Linked DNA regions of Homo sapiens: region 2 is linked to region 1. The links are chromatin loops, found by intact Hi-C in ENCODE. Cell type or tissue: breast epithelium. All regions are shown on one strand. Each heading gives the region's core, and the rest is flanking DNA. Links, peaks and the distances in the headings are about the cores only.

Region 1 (16,379 bases), core at 8,101-10,600:
CTCCACAAAAACACTGAACAACAAAAAAAGAAACTTTGGACAAAAAAAAAGTATAGGTTAAAAGGGGGAAGAATTTATTTGGCCAAAGGGAAGAAAAGAAAAACTGACTCCAAGAATACCTGATACATGAAGAGTTTCTTCTTTGTGATATCTTAGTTATTGACCTCAATGAACCAAGAAGCCAGGGAATGAAGAGCTCTTAAAACATTTTCTACTTCAAAGAATCCAAAATTCTATATTCAAACATGACGATATAATAGACTTGAAAATAGTATAAACAATTTTTTTGCATCAATTTAGCAAACACAGTGATGTGTTGCTTAACAATGGGGATACATCCTAAGAAATGCATCGTTAAGTGAATTCATTGTGCAAACATCATGGAGTGTACTTACAGAAAGTAGATACAGAACCTACTACACACATAGGCTATACAGTATAGCCTATTCTCCTAGGCTACCAACCTGTGCAGCATGTTACTGTACTGAATACTTATAGGCAATTGTAACACAATACTAAGTATTTGCATCTCTAACCATATCTAAACATAGAAAAGGTACAGTAAAAATAAACTATAAAAGATAAAAAATGACGCGACTGCATAGGGCACTTAAATGGAGCTAGCAGGATGGAAAGTTGCTGTAGGTGAGTCAGTGAGTGAGTGGTGAGTGAATGTGAGGACCTAGGACTCTAGACTTTATAAACACTGTACACTTAAGCTATACACATTTACTTAAAATATTTTTTCAATAATATATTAACCTTAGCTTACTGTTACTTTTTTACTTCATAAACTTTTAAATTTTCTAACTTTTTGACTATTTTCTAATCATACAGCTTAAAACACAAACACATAGTACAGCTGTACAAAAATATTTTTTTCTTTATATCCTTATTAATATAGTGTGGACATTTGTCCCCTCCAAATCTCATGTTGATATGTAATCCTCGATGTTGGAGGCAGGGCCTGGTGGGAAGTGTTTGTATCAGATTCCTCATGAATGGCTTGAGCTATCCCCTTGGTGATAAGTGAGCTCTAACTCTAAGTTCACATGAGATCTGGTCATTTAAAAGCATGCAGTACCTCCCCCATGCCCCACTCTCTCTCTCGCTCCTGCTTTCGCCATGTGACGTGACTGCTGCCGCTTCACTTTCTGCCATGATTGTAAGCCTCCTGAGGCCTCGCTAGAAGCTGAGTAGATGCACGGGCCATGCTTCCTGTAAAGTCTACAGAACCGTGAGCCACTTAAACCTCTTTTATAAATTAGCCAGTCACAGGCATTTCCTTATAGCAATGTAAGAATGGCCTAATACACTTATTCTATAAGCTTTTTTCTATTAAATTTTTTTTTTACTATTTAAACTTTTTTGTTAAAAATTAAAACACAAACACACACACATTGGCTTAGGCCTACACAGGGTCAGGATCATCAATATCACTGTCCTCCACCTCCACAATTTGTCCCACTGTGAGGTCTTCAATGGCAATAACATGCATGGAGCTGTTATCTCCTATGAAAACAATGCCTTCTTCTGGAATTCCTCCTGAAGAACCCTCCTGAGGCTGTTTTACAGTTACTTTTTTTTAAAAAAATAATCAGAAGGAGTACACTCTAAAATAACAAGTATAATATAGTAAGTACATAAACTAGAGTCATTTATTATCATTATCAAGTATTATGTACTGTACATAATTGTGTGTGCTATGCTTTTATACGACTGACAGCACAGTAGGTTCATTTGTGCCAGCATCACCACAAAGACCTGAGTAATGAGTTGCACTGTGATGTTAAGATGGCTACAACATCACTAGGTGATAGAAATTTTTCAGCTCCAATAAAACTACCATCACATATGTGGTTCGTCATTGACCAAAATGCTGTCGTGCAGTGCACGCTTTATTTTTAAGAGCTTATCACATATTCAGCTATGTTCATCTTCAACAATGTAATACTTTAGTGCTCTGTAAAAATTCTCTTTGTAATTCTATTCCTTGAGAGTCATGATACCTGCATTCTGCCTTAGCTCTTTCACTTTGTATATATGAGTATTTATGTCACTTACATGTCGTAAAATCCGATTTCTCATATTCTTTTCAGCTCAGGACCTAAAGCCAAAAAGACCTAAGTTTGAATCCTGTCCCAGATATGTAACAACTGTAATAAAATAACACATTTTAAACTTCTATAAGCTTCAATTTGCCCATGTGCAAATGACGATAATAATAGTATTTTCCTAATAAGGTTAGTATGAAGACTAAATGAAACAATGCGTGTAAAAGAACTTGTAATGCAGAAGTCATAGTAAATGTAAAATAAATCTTATTATTCTTATATAAGTGAAAACACATATGTTTTTGCAAAGTATTAATTTCTGCCGTTACGGATGTTATATCCTCGTGGGGGCGGCAGGCAATAGATAATATAATTCCAGGTAGTGGTAAGTGCTGGGCAGGAAAATAAAACGGGAGAAAAATGTCAGACAGCTGTGTGGAAGGTTGTTCTAGACAGGGAAGACCATTCTGCTGGGGCAACATGTGCACAGAGATCTGCCTGGTGCGCAGACATCAGCCATGCTTACATCTGGAGGCAAAGTCCAAAAGGCCCCAAGAAAAATATTTAGTCCCCAAGGAGGAAATTAACTTGGGGAAAAGGGAAAATATCTATGGTGGAGTCAGAGGAGAGAAGGGTCACCTAAGAGGAATCAGGCCAACCTTACAGGCCATAGGAAAGACTTTCTATTGAACTTAACTTTGGAAAGCCATTGAGCAATTTTGAGCAAGAGCAGAACTTGATCTCATTTATTTTTAAAGATCATTCCAGGGGCTGCCTTCAGTTACTCTATTACAAATCATAGCTGTACTTTTTGGTATTCTTTCTATCTTTCTTGTACTTTTGTGTCCCTTTACCCAAACACCAATTTTCTTTCTGAAAAGGCTCCTGGGTCTATCTCAAAACATCACCAGGAGAAAAATAAATTTATATTTCTGACTGGGAAATAGGCTCGGTTTTAGTACGTCTTAGGATAAAATTGTATTTTTTGGAATGGAATATGCTACACTGACATTTTTAAGATTAAACTGTATCGTTTTAGTTATGCCAATACAGCTTTTAAATAAGTTTTCTCCATATCGTTATCAATATTTACCATATTTCTCAAATATTCATATGAATGTATTCATTTGGAAATTTTTGGGAGCTAATTACCACAATTATACCTGTAAAAACTTGTATGTCCTCTAATCACAATGCTGCAAGTTTATAACTGTTTTTAACATTAGTGTTTATATAATTTATTTTTAAGGTATAATTTCATATTCTCTGGTTTATTTAGCACTTGATCAAGACCCAAGGAGTCAGTTTAACTGACTGTGTGACAGCAAATTTCTTAACCATTTATGACTTTGGTTTCCTCATCTACAAAATAAGGATACTAGATTGAAAGTGATGGGGTTATTTTTCCTTCCACAAATGTTATTGTAAGCATTCAACCAAGCATTTATATATAAATTGTATGCCATTTATTCATTTACTCGGCTAGTCTTTTCATTTAGTCTGGCTTTCCAATACTTCCCTTAACTTTTGATATTTTAATTTTTCATATAGTCTCTTCTTTCTTAGTTAGTATCTGACTAGCTTCATATAGAGTAAAAATAAATTTTAAAAATTTTAATTATGTGCTGGTTTTTCTTACATTCCCCAAAATTAGCTTTCTTAATTTCCCTATATGACAATATATTGCCCATAGATTATCAATTGAAAATTAAATCTTAAATAAGTCCTTGGGAAATAATGTAATGGCATTATATCATTACTGAATAAACCAATTTTGCCTAAAATTGGCTCCTAAACATTATGATTTTGGACTTACACCAAGTCTTAGGCTCTGAAATGGCACTCCCTCCAAAGCTACTCAGATGGTCTAGATTCTAGACTAAGAAAAGAATGGAAGAGAAGAGAATACTCCAAATGCTGCTGTGTTTCTTTGCCCCTATTTTAGGAGCCTAGATCTAAAGATTTCTTAATTTCCCTTCTACTTCTATGATAAGGTACCTACAAAAGTTGGAGTTAATCCAAAGAAAAGCAATCATTGGTAGCAGATTTAGTAAAAGGAGATCTTAAAAGGCTAACTACTCAATAGTAACAAAAAAGGGGAAATTAAGCAATGCTCACTACATGTCTGGAAAATATTAAATGATGCAGAACAATGGGAAATTTATACAGGGTATAAAAGCATAAATCAGGAGTCAATGAAAGGGACATATAAGCAGACTAGATTCTGGACGAGCATTTCTCAACTCTCACATGCTGTGTCTCATGGTGTTGCTGGGAATGTTCTCGGAACTGTGGAATTTTTCAGTGTGAAAAACTCATTTCTGTTAGAAATGCAGCTACATAATATTATAATGTGAGCACTTAGAGTAGACTTGACGAAGTGGGATACAGCTAGCACTAAGGAAAAGATAAGAAGGCATAATGTCCAAACAATATTGAAGAAAAATTATGTATTTACAAGACTAGACAAGAAATTTGCTTTGTGACTATAAGACAGAATGTAGAACAGCAAAGAGTTTTTCTCAAAGGCACGGTTCAGAAAAGCAATCAAATAAATAATGTACTATCTATGGATGCTTTTCTAAAGTCTGTGAGATCTTGTTATAAGCAGAAATGTTTTTATTGTAAATTTTTCTGATTTGTTTTGAGACTTTCAAGTGTTACAAATTTTCAGCAACAGTTGTATTCAAAAGGGTGTCCCACACACAAAAAGGCTGTCAACCAATTACATAGAAGAGTGATTTTAATTCAGGGTGGGGGAGATAAGCATCACCACATCCCTAGTTTCTTACATATAGCCCAAGCGACCAGGCCACCATGATTTTTCCCAGAATTATTGATGTGTTGAAGCAAAAAAATTATTTTTTTTTTGTTTTTTTTTTTTTGAGACAGAGTCTCACTCTGTCGCCGAGGTTGGAGTGCAGTGGCACAATCTCGGCTCACTGCAAGCTCCGCCTCCCGGGTTCACGCCATTCTCCTGCCTCAGCCTCCCGAGTACCTGGGACTACAGGCACCCGCCACCACGCCCAGCTAATTTTTTGGTTTTTTTTTTTTAGTAGAGATGGGGTTTCACCATGTTAGCCAGGATGGCCTCGATCTCCTGACCTCGTGATCCACCCACCTCAGCCTCCCAAACTGCTGGGATTACAGGCGTGAGCCACCGCGCCCAGCCAATTAAATTGTTGTAAGTTTGAGAAAAATGTGCTCTAAAAAATATTTCTAACATTGTAATCAATCTGTGTGTTAGTCCTTTCTCACACTGCTATAAAGAGTACTACCTGAGACTGGGTAATTATAAAGGAAAGAGGTTTAATTGACTCACAGTTCCGCAGAGTGAACAAGAAGCATGGCTAGGAGGCCTCAGGAAACTTACAATCGCGCAGAAGGTGAAGGGGAAGCAGGAGCCTTCTTCACAAGGCAACAGGAAGGAGTCTGTGCAAGAACAAGGAAGTGCAACACTTTAAAACCATCAGCTTTCATGAGAACTCACTCACTATCAGGAGAACAGCATGGAGGAAACCGCCCCCATAATGGAATCACCTCCCACCTGATCCCTCCACTGACACATAGGTATTACAATTCAAGATGAGATTTGGGTAGGAACACAGAGCCAAACAATATCAATCTGTGATTACCTGATTAGCTTTAAAAAAAAAAAAAAAAAACCACATCATGAAATTATTTAAAACGAAATTGAAGGGATCTGTAGACCATATGTCCTGGCAATTAAACTGTTCATAAGAAATAGTAATGAGTCTATAAACTATAAGTTTTTTCCTTATTATTCAAAGATAATATAATTTTGCATTTAGTTATGTCACTTCAGGCTCTAACTAACTTATTGAAATGTAACTTTATTTAAAGAGTCATATTACAATTTGCACAGAAGCTTTTTTTTTTTTTTTTTTTTTTTTTTGAGACGGAGTCTCGCTCTGTCGCCCAGGCTGGAATGCAGTGGCGCGACCTCGGCTCACTGCAAGCTCCGCCTCCCAGGTTCACGCCATTCTCCTGCCTCAACCTCCCGAGTAGCTGGGACTACGGGTGCCCACCACCATGCCCGGCTAATTTTTTGTATTTTTAGTAGAGACGGGGTTTCACTGTGTTAGCCAGGATGGTCTCGATCTCCTGACCTCATGATTCACCCGCCTCGGCCTCCCAAAGTGCTGGGATTACAGGCATGAGCCACCACACCTGGCCAGGATAACATGAATTTTTTTAGGAAGCAAATAGATTATATGAGATAAGATGATAAAGGAAGTTTTATTTTACCTACTCATATAAGAGTCTTCTTTTTAATCTAATTCTGAAGGAGAATTTTGCCTGAAGAAAAGAAATGTAATTAAATGGTAAATTTAAGCCATCTTAGGTGCCCATACACATTGTCCATATTTAATTGCTTAATCTGATTATATTCTAGAATACTTTTAAAATTGTTAATATTGTGAAACATCCTGAATGATGAAAAGAGGTTTTATAATATTGCTACTCTTAATGAATGTTTTACAAATGTTCAGTGCTTAATAAGGTTTCAGGTAAGAAAAAAATACAAGGGAAATGATAAGAATAGCTGTTCCGTTGAGAATTATACAATATCTAATTTGGATAACACAGTGACTTAGTCTTAATTTGTTCCAACATTCACTTGTACATTAGAATGAACAGCTGGTTAATTTAATAACTTCTGTTATAATTCATTTGCTTCTTTGTTATAATTTTTGTCTGCTTGTTGTTTGTCACTTAATACCATGGAAATATTTAATTCTTAATATAAATATAACATTTAAAAATTGCACAAATATTTCCTTCTTCATGAAACAAAAAAAAATGTTTCTAGTATTTGGATTATTCTCATGTGATTGTAGCTCTCAATAAATTGAAATCTCATTTCTGACTTCTAAAACTTTTCCAAAGAACATAAAATTGGGCAAAATTATTTCATTCTGATTCCACAATTCTACTACTAAAATTAGGTTCTTATTTATTTGTTCATTTTAGTTATGGCATAAAGTCAAGATGACCTATTTGTGAAAGTTTCTTCCATTTCTTTCCCAAAGCAGGCCCTTATAGACAACAATAGTTTCTCTCGTCTCTTTATTTTTTTAAGGTCTCTGATGAAATTCTGTTGCTTTTATAACTAAATTCTTGAAGCATAAAGTCCGGTGTGCCAGAAAGCATTTACAGGAGTAAGTATAACACCTCAAACATTATGATATGGGACGGAACTGTTAGGTACATAGAAGAGTCCTCGTTAACTGGATCTGCAGTTCAATCAATGCACTATAATCCAACTGTTTCAAATTATTAACGGGAGACTTTAAAAACCATAGTTTATTAGAAAGGTGCATATGAGACCTTAGACATATTTCCTCTAACTACTAATCTGTAGCTTGGTATTTTAATTTCTTGTACCAATAAAATCATGAATGCCTATGGAAAGCAATTGTTGAGTAAAATAATATGTTATTGGCTATCATAATATTGTTCATCTACTAAGCAAATTAATATCTATAATAGGCAGTAGATTAATATCTTTAATACACCTAAACCAGTAAGTAGAAAAATCACCAAAGATTATTATTAGGACTCTCTCTCTCTCTCTCTCTCTCCTTCTTTCTCTAGGCTTGTGGGCCTAAATAAAGAAAACATGCTTCTCTCTATACCATATCATATTATTTATGGAAATTCTTTTTTATCCTATCCTGACAGTAACCAAAATCATTGCCTCAACTCTCCCTTCTGTTTTGACTGTGAAGTTTTGGTTTTTAACAGTAAGTATAACTTAGGAATTAACCAAGTTGGAAAATTTTTATTTGTCATTTATCTTCCCTTTTAGTTTTTGAAAATTCTTCTAAATGTGTTCTGTGTTTTGTTTATTTAGCAGTCAAGAAAAATTGCATAATTTTTAAATGGAAATAACTGAGAAATTCTGAAATCATTAAGGGATTTCAAAATGTGGAAACTTTAAGAACAGAAATGTTCTGGACTAAATATCTAAACAGGAAAGCTAACAAACTGATTTTTTTCATTTCTGTATTTTATTTTATTTTTTATATTCAAGTTGTCTTCTGTGAAGGATGACAGAATGTTAGATCTCAGCGAGATCTTAGAGGCCACCTAGTTCGGCCTCTCATCGCTCAAACATGAGAACTGAAATCATGAAAGCTACGTAACTTGATTCAATTATATAACCAATTGATGACCAATTTGGCACTAGAACACCGTGTTCTTTCCACTCAACCCCAACTTGAATGAACTAATTAACTTCTTTGAAAAGAGTTATAATTCTGTTTGCTTTTATACACTCATCCCAAGGGTCTAATGTTCCAAGAAAGCTTGCTCTCCTCCCGGTTACCTTTACAAGACACCTTGGGTAGATTTTCAGTAGACACATCCTTCTTCCCTTCTTAAGGTAAGAATGGAAGGGTGGAATTGTTATCTACCATATCCTACCTTTTTATCTATGGACATTGTGCCTTCTCTGAGATCTCTTCAATATATTCCAATGAACTAGCATCACCACCAGGCATTTTAAAATGACTTTGGGAGTGGTGCAGAGGCAAGATGATAGCAAAAGAGAAGGTACTGAAATGTAGGAGGTTATCAGGAAATAAAATGAAGTGCAGATAAATGAAGAACATCCAGATACAATTACATTTGAAACCAATAAATCTAAGGTAATAGAAATACATTTGTGTGGATGTTCCATCTGGAAAATTAGGTCAAACCATTTAGTCCATTAAATCACAATAATTTATCCAATATTTTGCTTGCTAAGGAAGTAAAGAAGGAATTTTTAATGCCAAATATATGGCTAAATACTCTGTTCCAGAACATTTTGTAATCATGTTTTGATTGCACAGTTTCAGAGAAACTGCTTTTCCTATCCAAATCCACTGCTGTTAACTCCTTAAAATTATATCCTGTTTCTGTCTTAATAACTTCCCCACTCCCACCTTCCCCCTTCCTCTAAGTGAATACTCTCCTGTTTTGCTTCTGCCTCTCCTAATTTATCTCACAGAGTTCCTTGCCAGGATCTTCTGCTCCTCTTGGTACTCAACTGGTAGTGAGAATTTTACCTCACAGTTTCATCCCCATGTTACTGAATCCCAACCTGAGCACCTCGTTTCTTTTTTTTAAATTTCAGTAGTTTTGGGGAAACAGGTGTTTTTTAGTTACATGGATAAATTCCTTGGTGGCAATTTCTGAGATTCTGGTGTGCCTGTCACCCGAGCAGTTTATACTGTACCCAATGTGTGGTCTTTTATCCCTCAACCCCCTCCCACCCTTCCCCGAGTCCCCCAAAGTCCATTATATTATTTTTATGCTTTTTTACTCTCATAGTTTAGCTCCCACTTATAAGTGAGAACATACGATATTTGGTTTTCCATTCCTGCGTTACTTTCCATAGAATAATGGTCTCCAACTTGACCCAGGTTGCTGCAAATGCAATTATTTCATTCCTTTTATTAGCTGAGTAGTATTCCATGGTGTATATATACCACATTTTCTTAATCCACTCTTTGGTTGATGGGCATTTAGGCTGTTTCCATGTTTTTCCTATTGTGAATTAGTACCCTGTTTCTTACTACAGAGTAGTTCTATATTTCCAGCTGCCTAAAGGGCATCTTCTCTTGGAAGGGCAACCATTAAACAATCAACACACAAGGCCAGGTGCGGTGGCTCATGCCTGTAATCCCAGCACTTTGGGAGGCCAAGGCTGGCAAATCACTTGAGGTCAGGAGTTCAAGACCAGTCTGGCCAACATGGTGAAACCCCAACTCTACTAAAAATACAAAAATTAGCCAGACGTGGTGATGGGCGCCTGTAACCCAAGGCACTCAGGAGGCTGAGGCAGGAGAATCATTTAAACCCAAGAGGCCGAAGTTGCAGTGAGCTGAGATCACACCACTATACTCCAGCCTGGGTGACAGAGTGAGACTCCGTCTCAAAAAAAAAAAAAAAAAAACCACAATCACTACTGAGGAGACAAGGGTGCAGAATTTTAAAGAAAAATAAGAAAAAAGCCCTAACCTCAAAGTACTTAAAATTATCTGTAGATCACAATAGATGGACTAACAGAGAAACTGAAAATAACAAGAAGAGATTAGTGGGTGATAATATTTGAAAGGTAAGTGAGGTTGCAGACTGCAAATGTTCTCAAGACTCCAAAAATCGGTGTAAATATCAACAGGTGATGAGAGAAGACTGTCTTCTGTCTTTAGTCATTCATTAAGCAAATATATTGAGGCATGTAAGGCCTAAATATCAAGCATTCTTCTAAACACTGGGGCAGATTTTACGGTAGTGAAAAACTGCCACAAGGTTCTATTTCATATGGAGCCTTCATTCAAATGAAAAGTCAACAAATAAATAAGCGAAATAAATAAAAAAGATAATTTCATCTGGTGATGAATGCTATGAACAAAATAACTCTTAGTGATGTGACAGAGAATAACTGAATAACTGTGGAGGTTATATTTCAGCTGAGACCTGGATTCAGAGAAGGAAACAGCCATGCCTAAATGGGGCTGAATGGGGGTGGGGAAAGTACATTCTAAGCAAGGGTAATAGCAGGTGCAAAGTCCCTGAGATAGAAATAAGCTTGGCATATACAGGAGTCTCATAGGTATACAGCATAGTGTGAGAAAATGAGAACACTATGGGATGAAGTCAAGAAAGTAAAATGAGCCAGATCATGTTTTTGCCCAAATAAGAGGTTTCAATATTTATTCTGACTGTTCATGATAACAATAAATTGATAGCACTTCATTTTACAACATAAACAAATCTACTGAATATGTCATTAGAAATAGGATAACTAGCAAATAAAGCACATATTCAGAAACATAATATCTGTTAGTGTTTTAACCAGTATTCTTTAAGGCTCAGAGACATGAAGATGGTCACTAGAGAAATGTGGTATTTGCAGACTAGTGATGCTTCAACAGAAGCTAGGTTAAATATATACCCAAGCCATCTTTTGCTTAAAGCTTCAGTTTTCCACGTACTTTGACACCAGGAAGGGAGATGTCCTAGAAAAGGACTTCAGCAATTTGGTACCTGAGAGAGCCTCTTGGAAATTGGTCTTTGGATCAAATTATAAATTAATAAATTGATATTTACTTTGTTTTTCTTTTGTGGAACTCTACTTTGAATTTTCTTAGCTATATTTCATCATGTAGGAGACTAGTTAGACCTGAGTGAATTAACAAAGTTTATTCATTTATTCTACAACAAACATTGTGTTCTGATCATATAACTGATCTGATGCTGTAAGCTTCAGTTATAAGATGTATAAATAATGGCCCTACCTTCAAGGAGTTGATGGTCATGGGGAAGAGCGATGAGCAAACAAATAATTACATGACAGTGAAAACTGCTGTGTTGGAGGTAAGCAGTAGACAATGTGTGTAGAATATTGATACCCAGGAATAACTTCAAATCAAGCCAGAAAAGACAGGAAAAATGAGGGAACCCCTTGCTTAAAGACACAAATATTACAACTCATTAAACATTTTTTTTAAAAAAACTAAGAACATGGTGCTGTTGATAACCAATAAAATACAATGCAATACAATGAAAATTTTTATTTAAAAATGTATATTTGGAGAAAGAAAATCTACCTAAAATCAGTAGGTAGATTTAGTGAATGTTAGATTAACTTAAAATATTTGTCTGAAAATATTTCATGAGAAAAGTCATACCTTCTGTGATTGCTCACACATATGATGCATGTCATAGACTATGCCATCTGTTTAGCAAATCATTCATTGTCTTCTGGTTCAAGGGTAATTGTGAGATAGTGTACTGATAGCTGGAAAGTCCCTTTTCAAAGTAGTCTGGAAGAGATGCACAGGTGCAACAATTTGCAATAATATTTTTAAAACAGAATATATTCCACTCTTTCATGTCTAAATTCCTATAGAGAGCCAAAGAGAGCAAGAAGATATTTGTTAATGGATAATGCCTTTGAGGGACTTGGAGCTTATTCCTCATATGAGAACCAATCAGGCCACATTTCTCCCAGAGACCATCTTCTCTAGTTTTCACTCTGGATTAAATCTGAATTTCTGTAGAAAACAATTAGACTTAGTTTGTGCTTTTCTCTCCTTTTCATGAATAATTTAGTTTATCTGTAAATTACTAATTGGGTTGTTGATAATTTTAGATTAATATCATTAGAATTATATTTTAAGATTATAGAGATTAATATGGAATTGAAATTTCCCCTGATGCTTATTTAATTGAATGGGGCACAAAGAAGCTTTCTAAAACATCTTCAAGCAAACCCAACAAGAGCTTTAAATAAGATTACATTTTAGTCATTCTCACAAATAGTTCTGATTTTGTTCCAACATTTTAACAATTTTAAATTGTTTCAACAATTTTATGAAAAGTTTTAAACATAAAGAAAATTGGAAAAAATATTATGGTAAACACTCACATACCCACCACCTAAATACTACCATGAATATTTAACTATGTTTATTTTTCATTTATCTATTCATCTATCCATCTTTCCATTCATTAATCCATCTGATGTTTTTGATATAATTCCAAATAAATTGCTGACATCTGTACACTTCCTTTAAATACTTGAGCATGCATATTTAGAATATTTTTTAAATTTATAAGCATTGGCAAATGTATGTATTGATATAACCCAACCCTGTACAAAGACTTTATCATCCCCTCAGAAAGTTCCCTCACTCTCCTTCCCAAGGAATCCCTTCCTCTACTGCCAAGGACAACTATTGTTCTGATTCTTTCTACTATGTTTTATATTGACCTGTTTTTAAAACTTCATATAAATGGGATAATATCGTAGGTGCTTTTTTGTAAGGTATCTCTCACTTAGTATAATATTTTTAAAATGTATCATGTTAATGTGTGTATCACTTGCTTATTCTTTTTTTATTGCTGGATAATATTACATTATGTAAGTATACTACAGGCTTTCAGATACATTTCCCTATACTTCCAGGTTTTGACTATTATGCATAAAACACTTGTTTTTGTTTTCCTTGGGTAAATAGGTAGAATTGGAATTATTGTGTTATAGGGTAGGTATGTTTAGTTTATATTCAATCGTTAGATCTTTTCATGTATGAGAATTCTACTTGCTCTGCATCCTTAACAATATTTGATATTATTAGTCTTTTTAATTCTACTCATTTTGACAGATGTGTAGCCCCTTGAGGTTTTAAAATGTATTTTTCTGATGACTAATGATGTGCACTTTTTTGTGCATGTCATTCATCCATATATCCTTTTTGTGAATTTCTCTTTTCAAATCCTTTACCTATTTTTTATTGGATTGTTTAACATTTTTATTATCGAGTCATAGGAATTACTTACATAACCTGGCTACCAGTCTTTTTTTTTTTTTTTTTTCTGAGATGGAGTCTCACTCTGTCGCCAGGCTGGAGTGCAGTGGTGTGATCTCAGCTCACTGCAACCTCTGCCTCCCAGATTTAAGCGATTCTCCTGCCTCAGCCTCCTGAGTAGCTGGGACTACAGGCACGCACCACCATGCCCAGCTAATTTTTGTATTTTTAGTAGAGACCAGGTTTCACCATGTTGGCCAGGATGGTCTTGATCTCTTGACCTCGTGATCCACCCACCTCAGCCTCCCAAAGTGCTGGGATTACATGTGTGAGCCACCGCGCCCAGCCAACTTATGTAACCTGGATACCAGTCTTTTATTATCAGATATGTTTTTAAAATATTTTCTCCCAGACTTCAACTTCATGGTTCATCTGTTCTTTTGATGAGCAGCTTTTAAGTTTAACAAATTGATAATTTATAATTTTCATTACAGTTGTTACTTTCCATATCTAAGACATTTTTGCCTATGCCCAAGTCATAAAGACATTATTTTTTGATTTCCTTAAAATCCCAATGATTTAGGCTTTTATATTTAGGCCTATAAGACATTGCAAGTTAATTATTATATATGGAATAAGGTGCAGATGTACTGTCATTTTTTTCAAGATTAGTACCTAGCTATTTCAGCATCATTTATTGAAAATACCTTATTCTTCATAGTATTGCTTAGAGACTACTGTCAAAAGTCAAATGGCTGTATAAAGCATGTGCTTATTTCTGTGATATTTATTCTGTTCCATTACTCTATTGGTTGAACCTTATGCCAGTATCACACTGTCTGGATTAGTGAGAGATTTACAGTGAGTCATGAAGTTAGGTAATACGTTCTCCAACTTTGTTCTTTTCCAAGACTGCTTTGTCTATATCCAGGTCCTTTGAATTTCCATGTAAATTTTTGAATTAACTGGTCATTTTTTACCAAAAAAAAGGTCTTTGCAGTGTGTTAAATCTATAGATGTATTAGGGAGAATCAACATCTTTACAATAATGAGTCTTTCATTTCATAAACATACTATATCTCTATTTATTTAGCTCTTATTTTATTTCCCTCAGCAATATCTTGTAATTTTCAGTATAGGAGTCTTCTACACTTTTCTTAAATGTACTGCCATGTATTTCAGTTTCTGATACTGTTGTAAAATTTTCAGTTTCATTTTATGATTGCTTATTGCTTATATTTGAAAATACAATGAAGTTTGCATATTAATTTTGTAACTAACCTATGGCATTGCTAAATGCACCCATTATTTCTAAAAACTTTTCCATAGATTTTGTAGGATTTTCCTTGTAAACAATTATGTCATCTACGATTTTAAAAAAAAGCAGACTAACTTCTTCGTTTCCTCTAATATCACTATTTTTTTCTTGTTGCACTGGCTAAGACCTCCAATATAATGTTGAATATAGATGGTGAGAGTGGACATCCTTCCCTTGTAATGCAGGACATTATAAAACTGAAAAAAAGAAGGGAATAAACTCAGAATAAAAAATAATTCCCAGAAAGCATTGTTATAAGTTTTGCTTTAAAGACTATGTAATTTAAATAAATTGAAAATAAAACATTTTATATTTCAATAATACAATATTTAATATTTCTGATCCTCTTAATATTTTAGGATAACAATTTCTTTCTGGTATCATTTCTATTCAGCCTGAAGAACTTTCTTTAGCACTACTCTAGTAGAGGTAGGTTTATTGGTGATGATTTATCTTAGTTTCCTTTGATCCAAAATGTCTTTATTTCACCTTTACTCTTGAAGGATATGTTCATTGAGTGTAGAATTCTAAGTTGACAGTTGTATGTTCTTATTGTTTTACACTTTAAACATGTTGTTCCAATATATTTTGGCTTCCATAGTTTCAGATAAAAAGGTCAGTAATAATTTGAAGCAGTGGTCTCCTTTATGTAATGTATAAGTTTTCTCTGGTTGCTCTAAAAATGTTACTTATATTTGGTTTTCAGCAACTAGACTATGATAAGCAAACATTGAATTTTCTTTATATTTATCCTGCTTGAAGTTTGTCAAAATCCTTGATTACTAAATTAGGGAAACCTTGAGATATTATTTTCTTAAATATTTTTAACTCCATGATCTCTCTCCTCTCCTTCTGAGACTCTAGTTACTTGCGTATGAGATATTTTGCTCTTCCCTTACTGGTTCCTGGGGCTTTTGCTATTTTAAAAAATGTTACCCTCATTTTCAGATTAAATAATTTATATTTACCTGTCTTCAAATTTTATTGGCTCTTTCCTCTGTCATCACCTTTCTGCTGTCATTCCCAGGAAATGAATTATTAAATTTCATATATTGTCTTCTTCTGCTAGAATTTTTATTTGGTTCTGTTTTCAAGTATCTGTAGTTTTGCTGAAATTTTAAAATTTATTATGAGATTTTCCTTCAACTCACTGAGTATAATTAAAATATCTGCTTTAAGTATTTGTCTGCTAATCCCAACAACTGGGTTATCTTGTGGTTGCTCTCCGTTGATTATTTTGCTTTCTGAAAATGGATCACATTTACCGTGTTGTTAATGTCAAAGAATTTTGGATTTTATCCTGAACATTGGAAATACCATGCTGTAAAAACTCTCAATTCTTTATATTTCTCCAAATTGTTGATATTTGCTGCTTTAACAAGCAATTAACTTGGCTAGATTCCAACTATCAGTGCTGTCTCTTTGTAGCAGCTTGCATCTCAGTTTAATTATTTTATTATTAGCTTAGCTGCCTGCAGTGTGCCCCGTGCTTCTGTGTTTCAGGGTCAGGCAGGGATCTTGGCAGAATTAATACACAGAATTTGTGGTTTACCCTTCTTGTTCTCTCTTTCTGGGATTTTCTCTTCATTTTCTGGCAGTTGATGTTGCCCTAAACTTTGTCCTCTGGGAATGTAAACCCCTGATTTTTCTATCAAGGTTTCTGCCACCCTGTACAGTGTA
Region 2 (16,379 bases), core at 9,184-11,683, 170 kb after region 1:
TTGGGATCCCCCCCAACCCCCGACATTAAACAGAACTCTTCCTTCCACCATGCTCTATTAATATAATCACCAACAGATTGGTTATTTATTTTTGCTTATATTATGCATGAGGCCCTCTAGCAAGAACGTGAATTCCATGAGGTCACGGATCATGTTCTATTCATTTTTGGGTCCCCTCCACCGTCTATGGTAACTGGCAGGTACATCATAGGCATTGAAACGTTTGAGGAACAAATTACAAAACTATAAAACAAAAAAGTTTTATAAGAGACGTGCCCAAGACGCCTCAACTTCAGAATGGTGAAGCCAGGGATTCCAACTGGGTCTCCCTTCTCCAGAGTTGTAAGTGCACTAGGTTAGAATCAGCGGAAGAGTGGGAAATGGGAAGAACACGAAGCTGGAAATGGGAAACCTTAGTTCCAGCCTTGGTTTTCATCCTCCAACTGGCATGCTAACTTGCCCTCTCTGGGCTTCCTAGGTCTCTTATTCCTTATATTGGAGGTGTTGTTATGGATAATTTCAAAACAAATCTTTATCTAGCGCCTACTATGCGTTCACATAGTCTGTTCACGTGTATGTAATCCTTACAACCCCTCTGTGGTGTTATTAGTATCCTCGTTTTATAAACAATGTGGGAAAGAAAACAACAAAGCTAAGCCCAGCTAAACTAAAAAATAAAAAATAAAAAATACAGTTCAATGGTTTGTTTGAGGTCACATAGCAAAGGCTCAACTCAAACTCAGGTCTCCTGCTTGCCAGTCTGCGGTTCCTGCCATGGGGAAATTCTGTTATCTTTGAAGAAAATAATAAGTAAGGGAAGAGAGAGATGCCCTTTCACAACTGCAAAATTCTCTCCTCCCCAGTTTCCAGCTCCCATCATCAACAAAGAAAACCACGAAAACAAAAACAAATCCGGATTGCCTTTGTCCACAGTATAGAGGGCGGGGGCGGGGGCGGGGGCGAGGGCGAAGGCGAGGGCGTCGGCGGGGCTGCAGCCTCCACGCAGAGACCACTGATGGCTCCGCGCCGCTCAGTTGATCCCTTCCCACTGCACGGAGCGGGAGACTAAAGGCCCACTGCCCATGGCTGCGAAAACCTTCCTTCGGGAACGCGGAGCTAGTGCACGGGGGCATGTTCTTCCCCCGCAGCCCTGGCAAGCAGAGGCCGGCGGCCTGTGGCGCGGGGCAGTTGTGCTGGCTGCCGGGCGGGGCTGCTCTGGGTCTGGGTGCACGGAGAGGAGCGCGGAGTGAAGCGCACGGTGCACACTGCGGGGCGCTGCTTGTCACCTCCCTGCCCCTCCCTCTGCCCTCCCCCGCTGTCCGGAGCACAGTCCCGGGAGGGCGGATGTCCCCTGGGAAGATGCGCGAGGAGAGCGACTGGGAGGCAGCTAGCAGCACCTGCGTGTGGGCAACACGACCCGAGGCTGTCTCCATTGCCTGCGTGCTGAAAGCATAAAAGCTTTTTTTTTTCTTTTTTTGAGGAAGTAAATGTGTAAATTAAATTACTTTGGTGGGGGTTAGAAAACAGTTTTCCTCAGTGTCATGGTGACATCTTCCATCTGCCAGTTCACTTTTCATAAACCTGCTGATACATTTTCTACATCTCATTAAAAAGGTAACCCAAAAGAAAAGTAACGGGGGGAGAAGGAGATGAAAGGGAGAGAGAAAGGAAAGACAAAACGAAGAGAAAGTTAAAAAAAATAGACTAGGAAAGAGGGCCCACCAGGAACCAGGAGGAGCCCTGGGGATGGGGTCGGGACGAAAGCTGGCAAGAATTTCGGCTGAGTTCCTTTAACAAGTAGAAACGTGCGGGGTTGTGTGCGATTTTCCTGGAAAATCCTCACAACCCTATGAGATAAACATTATTCCCATTTCAGAGATGAGGAAAGTGAAGTCAGGACAGAGTTGCATCATCAATCTGATTTGAATACCAAGGGCAAGTTTTTTCCCACTACATCAGGGTATCCTGATCCGTTTTAAACTATTAGAATCACCGTTGTTGCATTATTTATTAGCCTTGACAGAGACTGAATAACCTCCCCCATCACAGAGTCTGCAAGGACAGAGGTGTGATCTAAACCTGGGCCTGGGAGCCCTGAGCTATCAAGCTAGACTGCTTCTCAGAGCCCTTCTCTTGTTAACCAGGGACTCTGAGGCAGGGTACCCAAACTGTCCTTTGACATCTGCAACTCTAAAAGAGTAATTGGAAATTGGGGAATAATAACACAACAGATAGAAGTTTTTGTTCCCATCAAATGAGACAGTGTATATGAAAGTACATAGCATAATACCAGTTATTTTCTTTCTGACATTCAATTCATTGAAAGTTTATTCAACATTACTTATTCAGTTTATTAGTAGTAGTAGTAGTAGTAAGCATGTTTAGGGCCCCTCCTGTGTTATTAGACATACCCTGTATGTGGATCTTGGTGAAGGCTGGGCTCCAATCCTGGTCTTGTGGAGAGTACTAGGCAAAGATTTAGGACAAATGGATTCCTATCTTGAATTCTTACATTAATTTGCTCTGTGATATTGGCATAGCCACATACCTTCCCAGACTTTGGTCTAAAATCAAGGAGTGCAAGGGTAGTCTCTAAGATCTCTTTCAGCAATGAAATGTGGGTCCATGTAACCTATATTTAAAGTTAGTTCCAACTGTTCAGTTCTATTATTTCTGTAATCCAGACAGGCCCTGTCAAGCAGCTGTGCATCTGCATACTCCCATAGGCTGGGTCTCTACCTCCTCCTCCTCCTCCTCCTCCTCCTCCTCCTCCTCCTCCTAACTCCTACTTCTCCATCGTCCTCAGCCCCAGCATTTTCTCCTGCTAGATGCCATCCTGCCTGTACCATCCAGGGTGCATCACCATGGCCCCCTCTGTTAAGGACTCTTTGTAAATCACCACTGAGCAAGGCACTTGTATTAGTTTTCTAGGGTAGAAGTAGCAAAATACCACAAACTGGGTGGGTTACAACAACAAACTTAATTCTCTCATAGAGAGGCCTGAAGTCTGAAATCAAAGTGTCAGCAGCACTGTTTCCTTCTGGAGGCTCTGAAGGAGAATCTGTTTTTTGTCTCTCTCCTCGCTTCTGGTGGTTGCCAGCAATCCTTGGCATTCTTTGACTTGCTGTATCTTCACTTCACTTCAGTCATTGGATATAGGACCCAACCTTATCCAGTGTCATCTTTGGGGCAGAAATGTGTTCTCTCTAAATTCATATGTTGAAGTCCTAATCCCCACAGCCTCAGGCTGTGACTGTATTTGGAGATAGAATCTTGACACAGGGAACTAAGTAAGGTAGAATGAGGTCATACGGGTGGGCCCTAACCCAATATGACTGGCATCCTCATAAGAGGAGATTGGGACACAGGCATACACAGAGGAAAGTTCATGCTGAAGACATAAAGAAAAGATGGCCAACTGCAAGCCAAGGAGAGAGGCCTCAGAGGAAATCAACCCTGTTTACACCTTGATCTTAGACTTCTAGCCTCCAGAACTGTGAGAAAATAACTTTCTATTGTTTAAGTCCCTCCCACTCCAGGTCTGTGGTACCTTGTTATGACAGCCCTAACAAAGGAATACAGACCTTCACTTAAATACTACAATTACATCCACAAACACCCTATTTCAAATAAAGTCACATTCTGAGGTTCCAAGAGGACATTAACTTTTGGGAAGACACCATTCAACCTATTACAGCACTTTTCACAGTTTCCTTCAGGTCTTTGTGTTCCTTCAAGGCAGGGACAATTATCCCCAACAGGGCACAAGTCCTGGCCCTTAATATGTGCTCTACAAAGGGAGAAGGAAGAAAGGAAGTAAAAAGTAAAAGAAAAGAAAGAGAGTAATAACAGAAAAGAGAGAGGAAGGAAAAGGGAAAAAAAAGGAAGGAAAGCTGCATGCTTTCCTAGTTTCCTCGTTTCAATTACATCCTTCAAAACAAAATACTGTTCTTCTTGAGCAAAAGATTTCTTAAAGCGTCTTTGAATTTCTGTGTGTATGCAATTTACTTTGAAACATGCAAAGGAAAGAAATAAGGGAAACGTGATAATATCCTGTTGCCTCATTGCTGGCCCTGAAAAACACTTCCAAGGGGTTGCCCAATTAAATATAATACACTCAGTTAAATTTTAATTTCAGATAGACAAGCAGTAATTTTTAGTATAAGTATGTCCTAAATGTGATATATATAAGTGTGTGTGTACATATATGTGTGTGTGTATGTGTGTGTATATATATATACACACATATATATATATACACATGTACACTAGACATGATAGAAAGAACATAGACATTGGGCCCATACAAATTTAGGCTCCAGTTTTTACTACCTTTTAGCTCAGGGACCTGGGGCAAGTTACTTAATCTCTTTGTATGTCAGATTCTTCATCTATAAAATTATAATAGACCTATGGGAAAGGGTTGTTGGGACTTTAAAATGTCTGGTATGTGCTGCTTCCGTAACTAGAACAGTGTCTAACACATAGTAATCAATGACTCAACAAATATTTTTGAAGGAATGAAAGAACACATTCCCTTCTTCCCTATATGGACTTCCCTGGAGGATTGGGACAGCCAACCCAACAATAGCAGGGGCCCTAGGACAGGCCACAGCACAGTCCAGGGAGCACCCCAGCCTTCCATGGTAGAAAACCCACTCCACATCCACTGTTCCTCGGAATAATCTGGTTTTAGGATGCAGGGGACATACAACCAATTTGATACAGGCAGAGTTTTCCTTCTAGAAAATGTGTGTGTTTTTATTACAGAACAAAGGCGACAACATCTTACACTAAAATTCAAAAGTCTGTAAACCTTAGAGAACCTATTTCCATATGTAATGCATTGAATTTAAAGGCACACTCCTATTTGTGAAGGTGATTCTAACTAATTTAAATGGACCTAAATAGTTTTTAAATAGCAATATAAGCAGATGCTATCTTATTAGAAAATCATTTGAGCAGCACATTTATTTCCTAGAGCTGGAATCAAATCGTTCTATCTCCTTCTACAGTATGCATTTTTATGTAATCAATTGGTAATAGTGAAAAATATCTTAAAAGTGCATTGTTTCTTGACAGAAGGCTATTTCTTTTCAGAAATAAAAATCATTGTGAAAGAAGATATTTATTCTTAATGCTACAACTGAAACTAGGGGTTTTGTTATTGACTTGCTTCCTAATCAAGAAACTTCCATCATATAAATAAGGTGGTCTGGGTAGTGAAATGAGCATTGATTCAGGAGTCGAAAAACCTGGTTTCTGTGCCTCCTCCTGGGTGCTGCAGCCTCGGACCAGGTGCTCAACCCTGGAGCCAAATTTCCTTCCCTTGACTATGAGGGGAACCAGCTCTCTCATATACTTATACCATATTATATAACCAATAATATGCAATAAAATCAAACTACAGCAATTATAATCCTCTTTTACAATTTTATAAAGTTAAATTTTGCTTTAACAACTATAAAATGGGAATAAGTGTACTTTGGATACCGTTCGTGTAGGAAGCCCAAAGTAGTATTCAATGAATGGAAACTCCCTTCCCCCTTCCCTCAAGCAAATCACTCTTAACCCAGAAAATGTTATTGACAACTGCTGGGTTATAATTGTGATTTTTTTCCCCCCCGCCCCCAATTAATATGCTTCCCATACTGGCCATTAATTCAACATTGAATGAACACATATTAGCTTGCCAACTTTGAATGTTGTTTTGCTCAGTTAGACATGATTTCATACCTTAAGACTTTTTAAGGCTTATATTTTTTAGCCTATCTACTATTTAAACTGGGTACAGGAAGTGCCAGTTTAAGGAGGACAGCCCCAAGAAATGGTCCAGGCATTTCATGAGGGAGATTGGATGATTTTCCCCTCAACCAGCGGCACAGAGGCCCTTTCAATGCCTAGAAATAGATCTCCTATTGAGCCTCTGTTTATCTCCTCTGACCATAAAAAGCAGCTGGCTCTGCAGGAAAGACTGGTGGCTGCAATTAACTCCAGGAGGCCAGAAGCCGAAATCCTGTGCAACACGAATAAAGGCTTCTCAAAGAACTTGTGGAGTCATGTTGCTAGCTCATTGCTAGAACCATTCAGTCTTCTGAGGAAGAAATCTGTGAGCTAAACACCAAACACATCACTGTAAAATTTCCTGTAACCACCAGCGGCACTCCAAATCATTCCATTATTCTCTGAGTTGCTTCACAGTGACTGGGTATTAAATCTGCTGTGTGGCTAAATGCTGATGGCATTTTGTTAAATGAAAAGCATTTTAAAGAGGATTGGTTGATCCAATTGTTCTCATATTCTATTACTTTGCATTCAAACTTAACTCAGTATTAGACTAATAGTAACTATGAAAATAAAAAGAAAGCAGAATCTGATTTTTTTAAGTCCACTGGAGGCAATAAGAAGTTTCTATTGGAACACTTCACATGTTGTTAAACAATTACCAGATTATTAGAAAACACTTTCAAATACCTCTTTGATCTTTGCTAAGAGCCCTGATGAACATTTTTCTTACTGCTTATATTCCCCACAGATAAAATACAAAGACCTGGAAAATAGCAATAATCTAATTATTAGGCATATGTCCAGGAACAGAAGTGAGAAGTAGTAAAGGCAATCAAATGTTCATCTGAAACCTATCCCAGATGAACAGTCCAACTTAACTTGGTGCTGTTATTCTTTTTTTTTTTTGAGATGGAATTTCACTCTTGTTGCCCGGGCTGGAGTGCAATGGCACGATCTCCCCTCACTGCAACCTCTGCCTCCCAGTTTCAAGCGATTCTCCTGCCTCAGCCTCCCAAGTAGCTGGGATTACAGGCATGTGCCACCATGCCCAGCTAATTTTGTATTTTTAGTAGAGACAGGGTTTTTCCATTTTGGTCAGGCTGGTCTTGAACTACCAACCTCAGGTGATCTGCCTGCCTCAGCCTCCCAAAGTGCTGGGATTACAGGCGTGAGCCACCGCGCCCGGCTGGTGCTGTTATTCTTAAACCAAAAAAAAAAAAAAGACTCCAAATCTTCAACCCAAAAATTTCTTTAAGGCTGAACAAATGTGTTTAAAGCTATAGGTAACCATAAGGTAACCAGAAATCTGAGGAAAGGTGTTGACTGATTACACTTGCTAGCAACTGATTGCCTCTATATGGCTGAAGTAAAAGGATGGAACTAGGAGGTATCAATACAGGGTGGTTGGGATAAGTATAACAATAAAGGTAAATATGGCTTTTTTTTTTTTTTTTTTTGAGACAGGGTCTCCCCCTGTAGCCCAGACTGGAGTCCAGTGATGCAATCATAGCTCACTGCAGCCTTGAATTCCTGGACCCAAGTAATCCTCTCTCCTCAGCCTCTCACGTAGCTGAGACTATAGGCATGCACCACCAACCCCAACTAATTTTTTTAGGTTTTGTAAAGACAGAGTCTTGCTATGTTGCTCAGAGTGGTCTCAAACTCGTGGTCTCCAGTGATTCTCCAGCTCCAGCCTCCCAAAGTGCTGGAATTACAGGTGTAAGCCACTATGCCTGGACCATAAGACAATTTTGTAGACATTTTAGGCAAAATAATTACATTAGCCTCCAATACACACACACACATACACACATATACACACACACATACACACACACACGCGTGCACACACACCCCAGACATAAGTCGTGTGTATGTGTATGTTCTAGAGCTTGCTTCTGTCGGTTTGTGAGAGTCGACTATGAGAGTCTCTTCTAGACTATGTTCAGTAACATCAAGTTGGCAGTTTGAAATTGGCAAAGATGAGAGTACACTTCTAAAACTGGCCAACTGTGCAAACCAGAGGGTTGCCTTTTGTTGTTGTTGTTTGTTTGTTAGTTTTGAGACAGAGTCTCTCTCTGTCACCCAGGCTGGAGTGCAGTGCTGTGATCATGGCTCACTGCAACCTCCGCCTCCTGGGTTCAAGCGATTCTTATAGCTCAGCCACCAGAGTGGCTGGGACCACAGGTGTGCACCACCACACCAGGCTAATTTTTGTATTTTTAGTATAGATGGTGTTTTGCCATGTTGCCTAGGCTGGTCTTGAACTCCTGGCCTCAAACAATCTACCTGCCTCAGCCTCCCAAACTGCTGGGATTACAGGCATGAGCCCCTGCATCTGGCCCAGATGGTTTTGTTTTTTTGAGGTTTTATCTTGTTTTGGGTAGAGTAAGGGTATCAGAGTAAGCTGCTCTCCCAGTACAATGGGTGGTGTGAGTGTATGTATCTATATGTATATGTACATATATGTACATGCCTGTACCCATATATAGACATACATATTAAAGGTATGTTTTATTTTAAAATTGTATTTTGGTAAAATAAATGATAAAAGTAGATTAAATTTAAAAAATAATTTCCTGGTTCCAAAAGTGAAACTATCCTTAGGAGCCCTTCTGTGAAGAAACAGATGTAAAATATGAGCACAATGTTAATGCCACCACCTGCCAATCCATAGATTAAGTAGGGAGGAAAAATGGAAGCTAGCTTATGTAATAGTCATATTACAGTTCTTACCACTTGTTACAGATGAATTGTGTCCTCCTACAATTCAAATGTTGTAGTTCTAACTTGTAGTATCTCAGAATGTAACTGTGTTTGGATGTGTAGTCTTTAAAGAGGCAATAAAGTTAAAATGAGGTCATCGTATTAGGCCCTAATTCAAAAGGACTGGTGTAGAAGAGGAGATTAGAACACAGACACATACAGAGGAACTCATACTGCCCGCTTCTTTAGGTAGTATGACTACTTTAACAACATTAATTCTTCCAGTCCACGAACGCAGGTTAGTTATCTTTCTATTTATTTGTGTCTTCTTCAATTTATTTAATCGATGTTTATAATTTTCCAAGTAGAGATCTTTTACCCATTGGTTAAGTTTATTCTTAGATATATTATTTTTCATTGCTATTGTAAATGGAATTGCTTTCTTGATTTCTTTTTGACAGTTGGCTATTAGCATATATAAACACTACTCATTTTTGTATTTTGATTTCGTATCCTGCAATGTTAATAAATTTGTTTATTAATTCTAACAGGTTTTTGGTAGAGTATTTAGGAGTACTGTAGTCATCAATACTGACAGTATTTGGTGGAGTATTTCTGTATGTAAGATATGTCATATGCAAAGAGGATATACTTCCTCTTTTCCAACTTGGATGTTTTTCATTTCTTTCTTTTGCCCAATTATTCTGGCTAATACTTCCAGTACTATTAATATGTTGTACAGAAGTGGTGAAAATGGGAATCTTTGTCTTGTTCCTGGTCTTAGAGAAAAAGTTTTCAGCTTTTCCCTCATTCAGTATGATGTTAGCTGTGAGTTTGTTATATATGGCCTTTATTGTGTTACGATACACACCTTCTGTGCCTAATTTGTTGAGAGTTTTATTCATAAAGTATGTTGATTTTTGTCAACTGCTTTTTTTGCATCTGTTGAAATGACCATATAGGTTTTGTCTTTCTTTTTGTTAATGTGATGTATCATGGTTATCGATTTGCATATGTTGAATCATCCTTGCAACCTTAGATGAATCCCACTTACTCATAGGGAATTATCTTTTTGATGTGCAGTTGAATTTGTTTTACTACTATCTTGTTGAGAATTTTTGCCTCTATGTTCATCCAGGATATTGGCCTTCAGTTTTCATTTTTGTTTTGTTTTTGTCCGATTTTGAAACCAGGGTAATGCTGGCCTCATAAAATTGATTTATTTATTTGTTTAGATATGAGCTCACTCTGTTGCCCTGGCTGGAGTGCAGTGGTGTGATCATGGCTCATTGCACCTTTAAACTTCTGGGCTCAAACAATCCTCCTACCCTAGCCTCTCAAGTAGCTAGGACTATAGGCATCCACCACCATAGCTGGCTAAGCTTTATTTTTATTTATTTTTTTATGTTTGTAGAAACAGGTCTTGCTTTGTTGCTCAGGCTGGTAGTTCTTCTTTAAATGGTTGGTAGAATTCAGCAGAGAAGACACAAGTCTAGATTTTTTTTTCTTTTGGATAGAAGACTTTTTACTACTGATTCAATTTCCTCACTTAACTATTGGTTTGTTCGTATTTTCTATTTCTTCATAATTTAATCTTGGTAGGCCGTATTGTCCAGGAATTTATTCACATATTCTATGTTCTCAAATTTGTTGGTATATAGTAGTTCATAATAGTCTCTTATGATCCTTTCTATTTCTGTGATATCAGTTGTAATATCCCCTTTTCATTTCTGATTTTATTTGTATCTTTTCTTTTTTTGTGTTGGCTAGTGTAGTTAAAAAGTTTGTTGATGTTGTTTATCTTTTAAAACACCAACCGTTCATTTCTGTTTTAGTTCATTCTCACACTGCTATAAAGATATTACCTGAGACCAGGTAATTTATTTAAAAAGGAGGTTTAATTGACTCATAGTCCTGCATGGCTGGGGAGGCCTCAGGAAACTTACAATCATGGAAGAAGGGGAAGCAGGGACCTTCTTCACAAGGCAGCAGGAGAGAGAGAGTGAGCAAAGGAAGAACTTGCCAAACACTTATACAACCATCAGATCTCATGAGAACTCACTCACTATTATGAGAACAGCATGGGGGAAACTGCCCCCATGATCCAATCACCTCCCACCAGGTTCCTCCCTCGACACGAGATAATAATTAAAGATGAGGTTTGGGACGGGACACAAAGCTTAACCATATCAATTTCATTGATCTTTTGAATTTTCTTAGTCTCTATTTCATTCATTTCTGCCTTGAGCTTTATTATTTCCTCCCTTCTTTCAACTTAATTTGAAAGAAATATAATTTGTTCTTACTTTTCTAGTTTTTTGAGGTTCATGATTTGGTTGTTAATTAGGAATATTTCTTCTTTTTGATGTGGCCATTTGTTGCTGTGCATTTCTGTCTTAGAACTGTTTTTGCTGTGTTCCATTGATTTTGGTATGATGTGCTCATCATTCTCATCTGTTTCGAAGAATTTGTAGATTTCCCCTTATTTCTTCATTGACCCGTTGGTTATTTAGGAGCATATTGTTTAATTTTCATGTATTTGTAATGTTTCTGAAGTTTCTTTTGTTGATTTCTAGTTTTACACCGTTGTGGTTCAAAAAGATGCTTGATATGATCTCTATCTTCTTAAATTTGTTAAGACTTGTTTTGTGGCCTAATATATGATCTATCCTGAAGAATGTTCCATGTACAGTTGAGAAGAACATGTATTCTGCAGCTGTTAGATAAAATGTTCTGTAAATATCTGTTAGGTTAATTTAGTCTAAGGTAGTTCAAATCTGATATTTCTTTATTGATTATTGATTTTCCATCTAGATAATCTGTTCATTGTTCAGAGTGAGGTGTTGAAGTCCCCTATTACTGTATTACACTGTATCTCTCCCTTCAGATCTAATAATATTTGCTTTACATATTTGTGTGTTCTGGTGTTGGGTGCATATATAGATATAATTGTTATATCCTCTTGTTAAACTGATTCCTTTATCATTATATAATGACCTTGTCGCTTTTTATAGTTTTTGTCTTAAAGTCTATTTTATCTGATGTAAATATAGCTACTTCTGCTTGCTTTTGCTTTCTGTTTGCATGAAATATCTTTCCCTATTCTTTCATTTTCAACCAATGTTTGTCTTTCAAGATGAGATTAGTCTCTTTTAGGCAGCATATAGTTGGGTCTTGTTTCTTTATCCATTCAATCACTCAATATCTTTTAAATGGATAATTTAATTCCTTTACATTCAAAGTTATTATTGATAGATAAGGACTTTCACAATTTCCTTAATTGTTTCTGGTTGTTTTGTAGATCTATTCTCTTTTTGTTTACTGCTTGGTTTGTTTTTTTGTAGTGTTAAACTTTGTTTCCTTTCTCTCTCTCATTTGTGTATGTGCTGTAATTTCTTTCTTTGTAGTTACCATAGAGTAACACAAAGAGTCTTGTAGATATAATAGACTATTTTAAGCTTATTAGAAACTTAACTGTGGTCATATAATAATACTCTACACTTCCTCCCCTCTCCTTCTCCCTCTCCCTCTCCCAAATAATTTACATTTGTTGCTTTAATGTATTTCTTCATCTGTTATGTGTCCCTTAGCTACTAATAGTAGCTGTTGTTTTTTTTGACCATTTGGCTTCAAACTTTCATACTAGAGGGTTAAAAGATTTACATAGCACCATTACATAACTGGGGTAATCTGAGTTTGATTTATGAGTTTATCCTAGTCCTGAGTTTTATACTTTTAGGTTTTATGACAGTGATTATTGTTGTTTCACTTTAGTTGTAACACTCTGTTAAGAATTTTTTGTAAGTCTGGTTGACATATTTTGGATATTTTTCCCCTCCACATATCCTGTTGAAATTTGATCCCCAATGTTGGATGTGGGGCCTTGTGGGAGGTGTTTAGGTCATGGGGCTGGATCTTTTATGAATGGCTTGATGCCATTTCCCCAATAATGAGCGAGTTGTCACTCTTAGTTTTCAGGAGATCTAATTGTCAAAAACCATCTGGCACCTTCTCTTCTCTCTTGGTCCCACCCTCATCATGTAACACACTAACTTCCCTTCACCTTCTGCCCTGAGTGGAAGCTCCCTGAATCCCTTACCAGAAGCAGATTCTGGCACCACACTTCTTGTATAGTCTGCAGAGCTCTGAGACAAATAAACCCTTTTCTCTACAAATTACCCAGCCCCAGGTATTTCTTTATGGCAATGCAAATGGACTAAGACACTGGTCTAGTGGTGATGAGTTCCCTCTTCTTTTCTGGACGTAGTGTTACTGGCTGACTTTCTTTTTTTCTTTCAGCACTTTGAAAATATGACTCATTCTCTCTTGACCTACAAGGTTTCTGCTAAGAAATCTGCTGATAGTCTCATGGGGATTCCCTTATATGTGACTTGACATTTTTCTCCTGCAGCTTTTAGAATTTGCTCTTTGTCTTTGTTTCACTATAATGTGCCTTGGAGAGGATCTTTTTGGGTTGAATCTATTTGGAAACTCTTGAGCTTCCTGAATCTGGATGTCCATATCTTTTCCAATACTTGGGAGAAGTTTTCAGTTATTATTTCTTTAAACAGGATTTTGTGCCTTTCTCCATCTCTTCTTCCTTGGCGTATCTATAATGCAAATATTTGTGCAGTTAATGATGTGTCGTAAGTCTCATAGACTTTATTCACTCTTCTTTACTTTTTTTTTGTCCACTGACTGGCTTATTTCAAAAGGTCTGTCTTCAAGTTCAAAAAGTATGTCTCCTTCTTGATCTAACCTGTTGTTGAAGCTCTCGATTATATTTTTTATTCATTTATTGAATTATTTAGCTCCAAGACTTGTTTGATTCTTTTTCATATTTATCTCTTTGTTGGATTTCTCTTTCAGATCATAAAAATTTTTTTGAGACTGTGCCTCACTCTGTCACCCAGGCTGGAGTGCATTGGTGTGATCTTGGCTTACTGCAACCTCTGCCTCCCAGGTTCAAGCAGTTCTTCTGCCTCAGCTCCCAAGTAGCTGGGATTACAGGCATGTGCCACCACATCTGGCTAATTTTTGTATTTTTAGTAGAGGTGGGGTTTCACCATGTTGGCCAAGCCTGACTCAAACTCCTGACCTCAAGTTATCCACCTGCCTCAGCTTCCCAAAGTATGGGGATTACAGACATGAGCCACTGCACCTGGCCATAAATTGTTTTCTTAATTCCATTGAATTGTGTGCCTGTGTTCTCTTCTATCTTACTGAGTTTCCTTAAGATTATTTTGAATCCCTTCTCAGATATTTCATAAATGTCTTTTTCTTTGGGATCTGTTACTTGAGGCCTATTTGAGTTTTGGGAGTGTCATATTTTCTTCCTTTTTCATGTTTCTTGTGTTTCTATATTGATATCTGCAAATCTACTATAAAAGTCACTTTTTCCAGTTTTTTGAAGTAGCTTTTGAGTGAGAAACTTTTTCCTTTAAGTGGGTTTTAGGATGCTGGTTGGCTGTAGAGTTGGATTTGGTTCTGCGTGAACTCGGGAGTGTGGTCTCTGTGTAGTTTCTTCCATTGTAATCCTTGTCAGATATGTCTGTGATTGCCTCAATGGCCTAGGCTGCTGGTGTTTGTGATGGTGTGGTTTTGCTGAAGATGGGGGCACCAGGCTGGATGTTGAGCCAGAAAAATATATTTGTGGAGGATTGACAGGTAGTTCAGTGGGCTCTTTGAGGAAGCAGTGGCAGCTGCTTGGCTGGCCGTCAGAGGCCAGGCATGGGCACTCATGGGTTCAATGGGGCCAGGCGGTTATGCAGTGGTCTGTTCAGGGGGCAGGGTTACTCCCAGACCTGCGGTAAGAGGCCAGGTAGGGGTGCTAGTGGGTGCATTGGGTGCATTCAAGACCAGGTAGCTCTGTGGTAGCTTGTCCAGAGGGATGAGGTTACTGCAGAACCAGTTGTCAGGCTGTGCATGGGTATTCATGGGCACAGTGGAGCTGGGCAGGATGCAGCAGTATATCCTGCAGGTCAGGCTGCCACAGGACCAGCTGTCAGGCCAGGTGGGAGCCCACAAAGCTTGCTGGATCTGCTAGCTGTGCAGTGTGGGTGTGTGCAGGCCTAGTGGCTGATAGGCTGTTCAGCAGCTTCTCCTGTATGCAGTTCCACCTGTTCTCTGGAGGGGGTGATATGCTGTATGGGTTCATATGCTGGGTTCTTGGCCATTCCATCTGGTTTGTACTCTAGACAGCTGGAACCATGGTGTTGCAGGCCCTTGTGTGAACACAGTGGCACAACAGCAGGGCCTCAGCAATGGAATCAGTTGCTAGTGACCATAGAGCAGGACACACTCTAATAGTAGTCCCAGTTTCAAGATGGCACCAAACTATAACAGTGTAGGTTGTGGTGGAGGGGCATGCTCAAGAAGGGTCTTACTATGAAATAGTGCAGCTGCGCAGACTCCCAGCTACACTGCAGACTTGATTCAGAGCCTGTGAGAACTGAGGTGCTCTCCTGTAGCAAGGACTGTGAGCATATGTGGAAGCAATGGAGGCCACTAGGGTTCTCCAGCTCACCTTTTCCTTGTAGAAAGAAGTTCCCTCTGACTCCCAGTTGATCTCTGTGTGGGAGACAGTGTGGCAGACAGTGTGGCAGAGGGAGGATGCCTTGCTTTCCTCTCTATGGTACTCTTCTGGGTTTTTGTACTCCACAGAGTTGTTGCTGTTCCCCTGGTGCTCTCAGCTTTCTTCCTCAGTCACTCTAGTTGAAATATAGTTGTTTATTCATTGTTTTTTTCCTTTCTGTGGGGAGGATGAAATCCAGGTAACTCTAATTGGCCATCTTGCTGATGTCACCCTCAGATGTTATGTATTTAATGCACATGAAGATGCAGAAAGAGATAAAGGGAGAGAATTTATTCTGAGATCCTTGAAAGGTCATTTGCCTTAGTAAAATATGAGGATTTAGCTTCAGACATAATTATCTCCATGAATAACTGCCTTACCATGTACTTTTGAGCAAATTAATTCATCTCTCTAAGCTTCAGTGTCTTCATCTACAAACAAGGAATGCAATATACCATAACTCACAGGGTTACTGCAGATTATAACTGAGGTCATTTACGTCGATGTCTTAGCACAGTGCATTGAACAATGTTAAATGCAAAAAACAAATCGAAACAAAAACAAAACAATGAAACATTGTTATTATCTGAAATAATCTCATTTATAGAATGGAGATAATAATAGTTACTTTTAATAAATATTGTGAGAAGAAAATGAGTTTATATATGTAAATTGCCTAACAAAGTGCTTAAAACAAAATAGCTAATCAAGAAATGATAGCTATTATCATCATTGAATTTACCATTGAAATAAAGTCATCTTTAACATGCTTATGTCTTAAAGTGTTTATGATTTGGCGCCCTCTGATGTTCATCATGGGCCCTGCAATTTTGAATCAGTTGATAAGTGTTAATAATGTAATCAGTTAGTGATGATCATTTACATGCTATTTTGCCATATCCAAATAAGCTGTTTTTATTTTAAATTTCTATTTAAGTTGGCTTACTTCTTAAGATAAACTCAATGTATTACACAAGCTAATTTTAATCATTATGATAGAAAACCAGTATGTTTTTAATACATGCTAAAATAAATACATAACTATTAACATAAAAAATTCTTCATTTGAGTACCAACTAGAATCATACCTCATACAACACTTTGGAAAAGCTAATTTTATATAAATAGGTTTTATGGTATAAGGGGTCAGGGAAGCTGTCACAAAAAAGTTATTTTTCAAAATGGAAGCAAGAATGATGAGAAGTTAGTTTGATAGGCAAGGAGACAAAGAACTTTCCCAAGAGAGACTAAAGTATATGTGAATGCAAAGAGTTGTGGAAACACTTGCCTCTTGGGGAAACTGCAATTTGTT

What was found. A loop is a pair of places that touch in the nucleus more often than their neighbours do. Peaks named below come from ENCODE experiments on the same cell type or tissue, not always from the same donor. Only the 100,000 strongest peaks of a DNase experiment are listed, where the experiment ranks them.
Region 2: it touches region 1 in a loop (19-fold over the local background); 1 of 110 quality-filtered maps calls a loop at or near these places.

Annotation. Positions count from the first base shown.
Region 1 is chr6:124,929,632-124,946,010 of GRCh38, forward strand. RNF217-AS1 (RNF217 antisense RNA 1) reads right to left here. Exons shown (of 7, transcript NR_026876.1): 3 at 15,668-15,808; 4 at 5,377-5,486; 5 at 2,065-2,107. Among named protein-coding and RNA genes, the nearest start is that of RNF217, 25 kb to the right of the region's middle. In breast epithelium, for the core only: no CTCF peak of the experiment used is centred there; no DNase peak of the experiment used is centred there; H3K27ac peaks cover 1,731 bases.
Region 2 is chr6:125,098,576-125,114,954 of GRCh38, forward strand. No RefSeq gene overlaps it. Among named protein-coding and RNA genes, the nearest start is that of TPD52L1, 47 kb to the right of the region's middle. RefSeq lists a silencer at 6,831-7,064. In breast epithelium, for the core only: no CTCF peak of the experiment used is centred there; no DNase peak of the experiment used is centred there.